Regions from separate parts of the Homo sapiens genome. Here all the other regions are linked to region 1. The links are chromatin contacts, found by Hi-C in ENCODE. All regions are on one chromosome and are shown on one strand. The core of a region is the stretch at or near the end of the contact, and the rest is flanking DNA. Distances in the headings are between cores, read along the strand shown. Region 1 holds the start of RICTOR (RPTOR independent companion of MTOR complex 2). Region 2 holds the start of AMACR (alpha-methylacyl-CoA racemase). Region 3 holds the start of TARS1-DT (TARS1 divergent transcript).

What was found. A loop is a pair of places that touch in the nucleus more often than their neighbours do. Pooled maps may share reads with other maps.
Region 2: a map of naive thymus-derived CD4-positive, alpha-beta T cell shows a loop between it and region 1 (19-fold over the local background). The contact joins the promoter of AMACR here to the promoter of RICTOR in region 1. A Hi-C loop is called at or near these places in 1 of 168 maps with a recorded cell type or tissue (naive thymus-derived CD4-positive, alpha-beta T cell), 1 of 37 single-sample maps with no recorded cell type and 10 of 50 pooled maps.
Region 3: a loop to region 1 is called in a pooled map, with 20 times the contacts of the local background. The contact joins the promoter of TARS1-DT here to the promoter of RICTOR in region 1. A Hi-C loop is called at or near these places in 2 of 37 single-sample maps with no recorded cell type and 9 of 50 pooled maps.

What each region holds. Positions count from the first base shown.
Region 1 is chr5:39,072,505-39,076,413 of GRCh38, forward strand. RICTOR (RPTOR independent companion of MTOR complex 2) reads right to left here and starts at 1,895. Exons shown (of 38, transcript NM_152756.5): 1 at 1,825-1,895; 2 at 1,607-1,654. The coding sequence starts at 1,873. RefSeq lists enhancers at 728-1,254, 1,781-2,307 and a silencer at 1,193-2,092.
Region 2 is chr5:34,006,203-34,010,177 of GRCh38, forward strand. AMACR (alpha-methylacyl-CoA racemase) reads right to left here and starts at 1,848. Exons shown (of 5, transcript NM_014324.6): 1 at 1,571-1,848. The coding sequence starts at 1,817. The region is part of intron 6 of C1QTNF3-AMACR (C1QTNF3-AMACR readthrough (NMD candidate)); the gene reads right to left. RefSeq lists a silencer at 1,985-2,064.
Region 3 is chr5:33,438,492-33,442,800 of GRCh38, forward strand. It overlaps TARS1-DT (TARS1 divergent transcript), which reads right to left and starts at 2,143. Exons shown (of 3, transcript XR_001742630.2): 1 at 1,714-2,143. TARS1 (threonyl-tRNA synthetase 1) reads left to right here and starts at 2,474. Exons shown (of 19, transcript NM_152295.5): 1 at 2,474-2,652. The coding sequence starts at 2,596. RefSeq lists enhancers at 1,820-2,407, 2,062-2,371, 2,472-2,661, 2,922-2,981, 2,996-3,582.

The sequences.
Region 1 (3,909 bases), core at 645-3,144:
TTTATTAAGGGCTCCCTTCACCTTCATCTAAAACACATATGCCTGTATATAAATTAAATCACTCACTAATTACATCTTTTACAGACCTGAAATTGTAGAAGTTATCCTTGTTAGGAAGTTTTCTAGTGAATCTATTTTATATAGATTTTTCACATGTGTGTTATAGTCAAGTTTCCAAACAGTTGCACAGAAGTCAAAAGCTTTACATCTTTCTATACTAATTCTCAAAACCGATCTGCTGAAAAAAATGGTGGAAATTAGTGCATTGATAATCTAATTAGTAGCCATTTTCAGGATTTAAGCTCTACTATATTGTATTATATTTTAGAAACTGTCTTGTAAAAGGACCTAGTTCACCCAAAACTAAGTCCCTGAACTTTCAGAATAAAATATTAAGTTATAAAAATGTACTCTTGTAGCTAAGTGAAAGCTGACCATTCAGTTTATAAAACAGTAATCTTACATCGTGATAAGCAAAATAAAACAAATTAGAAAATGCACTATGCTTTCACTCTAGCCGTTGTCAACAAGGAGCCCAGCTTTAACAAATTACTGTAGATAACAGTCATTACGTCAGGTACGACATAGGGTAAAAAACTGATCTCATACAGAATGTCTACAACAAGTTTTTTTGTTTACTTCCTAAGGTGTTTTATAGACCTCAGAAACTGATTCTGTACAGCTGAACCGGGTTACACTCCAAGCTACAGCCCGTGTGAAATATGACTTCGTCGGAATCAGTAGGCTCAATCCTGTTTACCGTGGAAGAGAAAAGAATCTTGTACGTAACTACTAAATCTTCAACGAGATAATGTCGAATAAACTCTAGTACTGTAAGTGATAGAGGAAACACTGGCTAGTAACGGGATTAGGTCATTAAAAATATCACCCGAGTTTCCCCAGTTCGGAAGGTGTAAACAAACCCATCTCCACTGCAGAAGGTAAACAATGAACCTGCAGCAGGGTGAGGGGGCGGTCTTTAGCCAACTACAGTCCCAGCGGCCCGGGAAAGGGAAGCAGAAGGGAAACAGCATAAACCAGACATTTAGCAGTAATGACCAGTTCTAGGTTTCACTACCAAGTTATCAATGCTGCGGGTCCCCACAGGACGGTGGGCAAAGGGGAAAGCAGTCACGCAGTCGGCAAGCACCGAGCAGGTCCGGCTTCTGCTCCGGGGACGGGGAGGGCAGGATGTGGTCGCTCTTCCCTCAAACATCCTCCTGCAACCTAAATAACAGCCTCTACCTCCCTCCAGCTGCCCCTAGCTTGGGCTGCCGGACTCCGGGATAGGTGCAAACCACTCTGCCGGAGCTCGAGCCCAGAGGGTCGCCGGGTCTGCCGAGTTCCACTCGGGGCTCCCCCGCACCCGCAGCAGCCCGAGGCCCGGAGAAGGGCTCGGGCGAGGGAAGCGGGCGCTGGGTAGGGGGATGGGTCCGGCGAGGCGGCCCCGGGCTCGGTTCCCGCGGGCCGGCAGGCGGGGCTCCGGCTCTGGCCCCCGCACCCCGCCGGTCCCGTGCGGGGCCCGCCCCTGCCTCTGGCCCCCAGCCCCGGACCCGGCTCCTCCCCAGCAGCGCGCCCTCGCGGCGCCCGCGGCGCCCCGCGTTACCTCGGGTCAGATCCAGCGGGACGTTCTCCTCGCCGCTGTCATTCCGCCCTGCGCGAAACAGACACACAGCCCCAATTAGGATTGGCTCGCAGGCCAGCTGCGGCTGCCCTGGCTCCGGCCAGCGCCCCGGCTCGCTCCCCAACCCAGGGCCAGGGGAAGGCAAGTGCCAGGGGTGGCGGGCGCCGGGCGGTGGGGAGTGAGGGTTGCAGCGGGCTTACCTCGTACTCGGAGGTTCTTCAGAGAGCGGCCGCGGCCGATCGCCGCCATATTGACGGGTTTCAGTCACAACACCGGAAACCTCGCCCAATCGCGCGAGAACCCCTTCCCCTCCCCGCGCGCCGCGCCCGCCCCCCGCGGCACCTCCCCCGCCCCCTCGGCGGCGACGGCGGCGGGTGGTGCAGGCTCGGCCCCAGCGCTGAGGGAGCACTGAGCCGACCCAAGGTCTGCAAGGAGTTCGCGGCACCCGCCCGCCCACGCCGGACCCGGAGGGCACGTCCGCCGGGAGGGGCAGTTCCCACGAGGAAAGTCCCATTGATGCGAGTTGGCAGTGTAGAGGATGCTCCCCTCCGGCCGCCGCGGAAGCCGTCGTCCAAATGCAGGCGAGCGGGGAGGAGGAGGCCGGGATGCGGCCGGCGGGCCACCTGCTCTCGCCGGCCTGCCAGTCTCCTGCTTGCTCTGAAGCCCTGCCATAGACGGCCCCGCTCCCCCGTGTATCCACTGAAACATTTTTTTATAAAAACGCTGCGCACAGTTTTAGACTCCTTTCCTGGAATCGCTTTGCTCCAACTAAGTTAACACGTAACAAAGTTTGTTTTCCAGCCTCGCCCTTGATCTTCAGAATGCCCCTCTCGGCTAGGAGGGCTTCTCCAAGTGGAAGTGGTTAGGCAGTTTTGTTTTTGGCCGCCAGGCGTAGGACGCGAGAAGGGGGTGCAGCGGCCGGGGACCAGGGCGGCGGTCCCCGCGGTGGGATCGCGCCAGCGCCGGGAGGCCGGGGAGAGGGTGTTCTCTGCCGGGAGCCGAGGCGAGGCTGCTGGGTACTGTGTCCGGCTTTTATGGCTCTGCAGCTCCTAGGATCGTGGCTCATGCAGGTGTTGTGGATTAATCTATTTTATGCATAAGCCTATTAACATTAGGGATTTTAATTCTAGAAACTGCTTAGTTAATACGTATGTGTACACACACACACACACACACACACACACACACACACACACACACACACACACACACACACACACACACCTGGCCACTGACCCAGCAGCTTTCTCTTGAACTACATTTACTTTAAAGAGAGGAGCGATTTGTCCTCTCCAGTTCCTCAGCTCATCTTTCTATTCCATGAGACTGAAAGTTAATTAAAAGTGGAGATCTAGCCTTAACCAGTTCTGTTTTCCCAGCTCCCAGTTAATGCAATATCTGGCACAAATAAGTATTCAATAAATATCTGTTGGATGAGTAAGTGCCCTGGATTTCTAATTTATTCCAATTCTCTGCTTACTTTAAAAAAGAAAAAAAAAGCAATATTGGGGATATTTGTTGAAGTTGTTAATAAGAGTGAACATTTGGAAACACTTAAATGACCAAAGGTAGGGATTATGTAAATTATGTCAACGATTAAAAGTGAAGAGGTAGACTTAGTAATAGGAAATAATGTTCATGATATTAAATCAAGCAAAATATTACAAATTTCCTGTTTTATAATAAAAGTTTAAATATGTACGAAATTAAAAATATACATTATAAAATATTTTATATGTACATGTATGTTGAAAAAAGTCTGAAAATATACATGAAAATGTTAGCTGATTTTCTCCCCTCATTTGTGGAATTACACGTGCACTTTTTTGTTCTTGTTTGCTTGTCTCTACTTTTTAAATATCCTATAGTTAATATATGTCATTTGTAAAATAAGTGGTAAGAAGAAAAATAAAAGGAACATAAAGTAGCATCATCTGGAAAATAAAATAGGAACACTGCTTCCTTAGAATATTGCCAATTATCTATATATTCCAGTTCTTTTTTTTTTTTTAAACCAAGTCTACAATCAGATATCTGCGGCTGATACTGCACTTAGATTTAAGGATGTAACACAATTACAGTACTTTAAAGAAATGTCTTCTGGCATTACCAGTAGTAGTTTTAATGTCAACAAGCGTGCTCCCTCCGTTATAGCTTTAAAAATCTTGGTGCAATTTATTTATTCTAGTTACTGCCTAAAACAAAAATCACAAAACTTGAGGTCTGGCAGAGGGTTGGATTTCAACCCTCCATGTATCACCACATTTCACCCTTAAAGAAAAGTA
Region 2 (3,975 bases), core at 598-3,097, 5.1 Mb before region 1:
TTCTATACCGCATCAGTGTTTACCACATCCCACCTTAGCTGCACTTGCTTGTACATGCATACACTTATCTTCCCTATCAGCTCATGAGCTCCTCCTGCAGAATTTACACCTGATGTTTCCACAGGCGCTAAAGTGCCTAGCATCAGTACCTTCACGAAAAAGTTTAGCACCCATCTGTAGAAAGAGTGGTTAGTGACAATAGCACCTGAGAGTTTTTAAGCTATCAACAAGTATAGTATTTATAGCACAAACCCCAGGTAACCAGCACCTGAAATTTCCTGGGATTAAAAGTAATCAAAATTACATAATAAACTCACTATCTTTACCTTCCTAAGGCTAAAATAAATCACAGAAAACCTCTAGTCATCTACCTAAACACCAGTCACAACTCCTCACCCGGAGGCTATATCCGTATTCCCAGCCGACCTTCCTCCTAATTACAAGACCTTGGACAAGCCTCCCTCATCTTAAATGGAGCATTCTTAAATTATTACATAATCTTAATTATTAAATCATTATTGTTACAAGCCTCAAATACAGCTGTGAGGGTTAAATGAGTTAACGCATTTAAATAAGCCGGCTGTGCCGTAGGCATTCATTCATTCACCATTTACCGATTTCCCACTATAGACCAGGCAATGCTTTGGATTTCTACTTGAACAAAGTTATTCTGGCAGCTGTCTGAGAATCCACTGGAGTGATACCAGCCCCAAACACCAGTTTTTAAAAGGCTGTCACACCAGTGTCAAGGCAGTTGCAGCAGGTATGGAGAGAAATAGTCCGAGTGGGCTAAGGAGCAAAATGACTGTATTGATGATCATTGAAATTGGATGTGAAAGGAAGACTGGAGTCCATGATGAAGTACAAGTTTGAGATTCAGGCATTCACTGAAATAAATAATACAGAAGGTGGAGATGCTGTTTTAGAAGGAAGAAGGAAAGGCTCATTTTGGGATTTGTGGAAGCTGCCTGGCGGGCAGCCTTGACGGCGATGCCCAGGACCTGTGTATGCCAGCGTCTGCCGCTCTGAAAGGGGGAAGTCTACAAAAAGGTGAAAATGATGGGAATGGGTAACTGGGCTTCAGGGAGCAGATGCTGAGACTTAGAACGCCAGCATTTCAGGCAGGGAGGAGCGTTAGCCTGGGCCCGTGGATGGCTTGAGGGTACAGCACTCCAAAACGGTAGCCGAATGACCGCCTATATGCAGTTTTCCAGGAAGGGAATCCTATGGCTTTCATTAGATTCTCACAGGGTTCAAGACCCTCAATTAATTAAGAAAGGCAAATACGGAACGTTTCTTAGAAAAAAAAGGAGGAATTTGGGAAGGAGTCAGAGAGGCAAAAGGAGAAACCGGGCAACAGCAGTATCTCAGAACCCAAGTTTTGGACAATCCAGTTTGGGAAGAATGATCACTAACAATACCCTAGGAGGCAAAAATCTGGAAGGCTGGGGCCGACAAGGGTTCTTGCGGCAACAGGGCAAAGGTGTGGCGGGTGCAGCCTCGATCGAACGGCCAGGCCCCTCCCCTCCGCGGGAACTTCCCGAGAGCAGCCCGCGGGGCCCGGGCTCACCGCGGCGGAAGGGCTCCAGCAGCACATCCGACCGCTTGCACAGACGCCGCAGCACGGCGGCTCCCCGCGGCTGCTTCAGGTCCAGCACTAGCGAGCGCTTGCCCCGGCCCAAGCGGCTCACGTCGTAGCGGGAGCCGGGCCGGTCCACGCGTACCACACGCGCCCCGAAGTCAGCCAGGACCATAGCACAGAACGGGCCCGGGGCCAGGCCGGACAGCTCCACGACCGAGATGCCCTGCAGTGCCATGGCGCTTCCCAGTGCCCCGCTGAAGGAAACTGAGCAGCCCTTAGCCCCAGCCCAGCAGCCTGCAAGAAGCCCTCCCAATCCCCGGCGCCACGCCCCCAGCCGCGGCGCCGCGCCCCAAAGGCACCACCCCCGTCCCTCTTTTGCGGGCCTGCGCAAGCCCGCGGAGTCTGCGCACTGGGCGCTTCCCCACCCCCGGCCTCCCGGGACCGCCAGTGCCAAATGCAGTAGGTTGCTTTCCTTTTTGTGCAACCTAAATTCCTGAGTCTTAAATTGCAGGGACTGACCTTTGGAGCTCCTGCCTGTTACCGTCCTCTCTGGACGCTTTTATTGTACCAGGGCGATCCCCAGCCCAACTGTACCATTCGAGTCCCTACTCCTGCCTTGCTCTAGGGAAATAAAATAACGTAAACACGTAAGAACAATGCGAAAGCGTTTTCTTCCCTAGGCTGCAGATTGTCTTCTTCACCGCCCCTGCTTAGCTAGCTAGCTAGCTGGGAATTTAATCCAGAAACGGCTTGCGATACCTCCTAGATGCACTCGTTTTGAGTTACAAACTCCGCGGATTACATGTCTTTTTAAAAAAGTTTAGACTACACTAGGAAAATTATTTTAGTATCAGAAGAATATCAGGGGTGTAGTACTCATCAGAGCTAAATGAGAGCGCTTTAAAAATGTTAGTTTGTCTTCCGCCATTTCTACAGAAAGCTGCAATTTCAGGTTTTCAACCTAATAGGTGATATTTAAGAAAAAAAAAAAGCAATCGCAAATAGCCCCACTGCTTTTACAAATCATTTTTTCTCTTCTAGGTATAGCCTGTCAGGTGGCCTAATGTAATTTTTGACATCTCTAGGAATTTTAATAGAACCAGAAATGGGTGCCAGAGATATGCCTGCACTAATCTTAAGTGGGGATTTATGTATTTCTCAAGCAAGTGATTAAAGCAAAACTAGGCACGATTGAAATCAAGATCTTTTAGGCAAGAAAGTCATGATGAGTTTTAGAATTATTTTAGGACTCTGTGGCTTTCTCTTCATAGAAATAGAAAAAAAAATTGTATAAAACCACAAAAGGTCCTGAATAGCCAAAGCAACACTGAACAAAAAGAACAAAGCAGGAAGCAACACACTACCAGAATTCAAATTATACTACCAAGGTGTAGTAACCAAAACAGCATTCTATTGGCATAAAATAGACACAAAGACCAATGGAACAGAATAAAGAACCCCAAAATAAATCCATATATTTACAGCCAGCTGATTATCAATAAAAACACCAAGAACATATATTAAGGACATTCTATTCAATAAGTAGTGCTGGAAAAACTGGAAATCCATATGCAGAAGAATGAAACTAGACCCCTATCCCTCACCATACACAAAAATCAACTCAGAATGGATTAAAAAACTTAAGACATACAACCCAAAACTATAAAACTACTATAAGAAAACAGATAAAACACTTCAGGACATTGACCTAGGCACAGATTTTATGACTAAGACTTCAAAAGCATAGGCAACAAAAACAAAAAATAGGCAAATGGGACTATATTAAACTAAAAATCTTCTGCACAACAGAAGAAACAACAGAATAAACAACTTATTGAATAGAAGAAAATATTTTGCAAATTATTCATCCAACAAGTGACTAATATGCAGACTATACAAGAAACTCAAACAACTCAACAGCAAAAAATGAAATAATCTCATTAAAAAGTGGGCACAGGATCTGAACAGACATTTCTCAAAAGGCATACAAATGGCCAACAGGTATATGAAAAAATGCTCAACATCACTAATCATCAGGGAAATGCAAATCAAAACCACAATGAGATATCATCTTACTTCAGTTAGACTGGCTATTATCAAAAAGACAAAAAATAACAAATGCTGGCAAAGACGCAGAGAAGAGGAACTTATATATACTGTTGGTAGGAATGTAAATTAGTTTAGCCATTATGGAAAACAGTATGGAGGTTTGTGAGAAAACTAAAAATAGAACTTCTATATGATCCAGCAGTCCCACTACTGGATATATGTCCAAAAGTATCGGGGGAACCCGCCCCCAATATTTCAACATAGGTTCTTTCTATTTTCCCTAAGTGTCGGCCAGTCTGAGAAATAAAGGGAAAGAGTACAAAGAGAAGAATTTTACAGCTGGG
Region 3 (4,309 bases), core at 893-3,392, 5.6 Mb before region 1:
AGTGAGCTATGATTGTGCCACTGCACTCCAGCCTGGGTAATGGAGCAAGACCTCATCTCAAAGAAAAAAGAAAAGAAAAGGACTATTATTAAAATCAAGGTGTCAGCTAAAGAGCAGTTATATATATATACACACACACACACACACACACACATATGTATATGTGTATACATATATATGTAATCTGCAAATTAGGTAGCTAATATTGCATAACTCTGTTCTCCTAGCACCTTTTCAAGTTACCCTTAGCCTTTGTCAGGACCTCGCTAGACTAGATTCTTTACCTAGAAGGATAGCCCAAACCTTCCTTCCTTCCTTGTCTTTGTTGGGTTCCCAGAGTTTTCCAACAGCGAAACATTAGACAAGGAAGTACTAAAAAAGGTCTCAGTGAATCTCCTGGGTTCTTGACAAAATTCTCCTTTATGTAGAAGAAACCCGCTTGTCCCCTTGTAATCAGGATCAATCACTCTGGACAGAAAAACAACCCCCAATTCTGCCTGTGAGTGTAGCAGTACGTGAAGCCCCACATAGGGTGTACTCTTAGGCCAACTGATCAGAACCATTACTGTGCATATATATATATATAATATATGTATATACATATACGTATGTGTATATGTGTGTGTGTGTGTATATATATATATATATACACATATATAGTAAACTTGCTTAGCTCTAAATACACACATAGTGAAAGAACAAGTTGAACCGGTAAGTTCTACCAAGAACCACATGAAACTACCAGCAGACACTATTGTAAGCGCCAAGGGGACCTTTCTCCTTGGCCCTCTGAGGTTTGGCTGAAAATCACTAACATGAGGAACATTAATAGAAAAAACATACAAATTTACTTAACGTGTATACACAGGAAGAATCACAGCGTGATTACCCACCCCTCAGAGGGCTTCAGAAGCTTGTGGATACAATCCCAGCGACACAGGTTATGATAGGGAGAAGAGGAATTCTGTTGAGGGATTACAAAGGAGAATGAATGTATCAGGAACACATTAATTTGTACAACATCTTGTGAAAGGGTCTGCTCAGGTGTGATTACTACATTCTTGGTCTTACAGGGAGGCAACAAAAACAATTATGTTCCTTGTGATGTGTCTAAACTTTATCCTTTGCTTTGGCAGAGATGGCGTGGGGATTTAGGGGAGTGGGACCTTGAGGCTTCTTCAGTTCAGATGTCAAAACGCCATTATTTGGGGGTATGTTTCTGCGCCTCCAACACTGTTTAACAGGGAGGCTTGTTTCATCCAGTAAGGGAGTCAAGAAATGGTTCCCCGAAGAAAACGATTCTTGAAATCTGACAATAAATGAGGTGTCAAACAGGCAAAAAGTGTGTCGGAATGAGCACGGATGAGGGTAGGGTGGAAAAATCTTGGTACTTAGTCTGTGGGAAGACCTGAGGAAAAAAAGCCACTACAGTTTATAGTTCAGTGTATGGTGGGCGAACGAGATGAAGCCGAAAACTTGGACAATCAGGGATTGTCCAAGAGCAAGGGAAAGCCACCAAAGATTTTTCAGCAGATTGCCGTGATCATATTTGTATTTGAAGACTACAACGATGCTGTATGAAAAATGGATGCACAAAGCCGAATTGGGAAGCTATTGTTCCTGGAAAGTATAACCCTGAAGGCGGAGAGTTGTAGAGAACAGAACTGATGTTTAAAAAGAAAAATCCACAAAACGTGGTGGTGGAGCACGTACCTGAAGTTATGCCTATTGCGCTTCTGATTTCAAATAAGTAATTGTTTTAAATTGCCTACTAACATAAAAAAGCCCAGTCGATTCCAAACACTGGCACCCAGGCGTGAGAATCCATGGTTATTTCCTTGGGTGAGCTTTATTGTATTTTTGCGGGCGCTATGGAAATGCTCCTCCAGGCAGTACAGATCAGCAGCGGCTCGTAGTGAAGAACGTTCAAGGAAGAGTTTGTCCCGGATCAACAGGACATGGGGCTTGGGAAGCCTGGACTGCCATGAGGAAGGTCGATTCACCACTACAGACAGGGAGCCTGAGGCCTGGGTGGTGCCGACAAGTCGGCAGTCACGCCAGGTCAGGAAGCGCCGAAGCCGCGGGAAACCCTGGACTCCATCCCGGGATTTGTCCCCGTGTCGAAGATGGTATCCAGGTCGCCGAAAACTTCCCGGAAGTTTAGACCAAGACCTACTTATTATCTACGGTGTCCGGGAAGGTCCATGATTGTTCCACATAAAGTCAGAAGGGAGGAAAGGCGCACGCGCATTGGGGACTTGACTCTGGAAAGCGTCCAGACCAAGGTCAGCGGAGAGTAGGCATGTAGCTTCTGCAGTTGCTCCTCCTCACCCTCCGCGACCTGATTTCCTAGAAGGGCTCTGTCACCCGAAAAGATTTTCCACTGGCTTAGAGGAGGGAGGGCCCGCCTTCCCCCGTTATCCATTGGCTGCTCGTTCCGCCGCAAGTTGGGGGCGGGGTTAGGGCGCCTTTCGATTGCATCAGCTGGTCCAGCCGAGGCCAAGTCCCGGGCGCTAGCCCACCTCCCACCCGCCTCTTGGCTCCTCTCCTCTAGGCCGTCGCTTTCGGGTTCTCTCATCGCTTCGTCGTTCGCCAATGTTTGAGGAGAAGGCCAGCAGTCCTTCAGGGAAGATGGGAGGCGAGGAGAAGCCGGTGAGCAAACTTGGTGGGACCCAGAGACCAGCCTGGGACTCTAGTGGGTGCAGACGCTACGCTCGCGGCGGGAGCGGGGGGCAGGAAGCAGGAAGCGGCCGGGACCGCGTGGGTCGGAGAAGTGGGGGATGGTGGGACTCCTGGAAAGTCGGAACCCCCTTTGGGAACCATCCATTCATAAATTAGGGTGGGGCCTTGCAGTTCATCTGTGGGTCCATTCTCTTTACAGATGAGGAAACAGACCTTGAGTGAGCGACTTGTTCAGAGCCTCACATCTACAGTAGTTAGACGCGGAGACAGAATCAGAATCTTAGGCTTGAGGCTTCCAAACTTGCGTTTATGGCTTACTGTAAGCGGGAAACACATTGCAGAGCCTTATTTAATCAATCTCCTAAGATCCTGCGGGGGTAAAGAGCTCCATTTTAAGGAAAGGAAAACCGAGTGCCCGAGATCTGACCCAGCTTGTCCAAGTTTGGGTGGTTAAGTATACATTTTGCCCGGCACTGATCTGGGCGGTGCATGTGGGAAGATGAATAGGGCCCAGTTCCCCGACTTTGAGGGCCTCACAGGCTGATGTGTAAGAGACAGGAAAACAGCCCTAGTGCTTTGTGATCAACCTTGTGGTATTACAGAAGAGGAAGTTTAGGAAGGCACTTTAGAATTTAGTTTGGAAGAATGATTTCACCAGGTAAACAGGCAGGACGGGGCTTCCCACGTAAAGGTAGGGAAGGCAGTGAAAAGGGGCACGCAGGTGAATTGTCTTTCGGGTTGTTTGCAAGAGATATGCCAGAAGGGTTAAAGGAACAGTAATCAGAAGGATCTTAGGCAACAAGGATGTTTGAAACTTGTATTCTATACATGAAGGATCTTAAGCAGGAAGATTGTATTTGTAAAAGTCACGCTGGCATTGGGATAGAAGGTTAGGCCACATGCAGAAGGCTGTTGTAATAGTCCAAGTGAGAAGTGGTGACGTCTTCAGCTAAGGGATCCTCTATCCCAAGTCTGTGACAGGACAGTTCACTTAAAAGCCAAATTTTTTTCTTGATTGTCCACTCGAGATTGAATGGAGAAACTGCATACGGGCACATTCTAACTATGTAAATTTAATTCTAGATGATAAATGGTGACTATACGTAGATTTTTTTCACATAAAATGATATTTTTACTGTTTTGTAACTTTTTTTTTTTTTTTTTTTTTTGCTTAATAGAATGTGGTCAACAACTTTCCATGTCCATAAATATTCTCCTGTGCTATTCTTAATTGGACGTGATATGTATGGTTAACACATATGTAATTTTTCCTTCCTGTAATAATTATACAATAGTTAATATTTATTTTGAGTACTAAATACGAGTTTGGCACTGTATTAATGCATTCCATGAATTAACTCATTCAGTCTTCTTTTTTTTGAGACGGAGTCTCGCTCTGTCACTCAGGCTGGAGTGCCGTGGTGCGATCTCGGCTCACTGCAAGCTCCACCTCCCGGGTTCATGCCATTCTCCTGCCTCAGCCACCAGGCCTGGCTAATTTTTTGTATTTTTAGTAGAGACGGGGTTTCACCGTGTTAGCCAGGATGGTCTCGATCTCCTGACCTCGTGATCCGCCCGTCTCGGCCTCCCAAAGTTCTTGGATTACAGGCGTGATCCACCGCGCCCG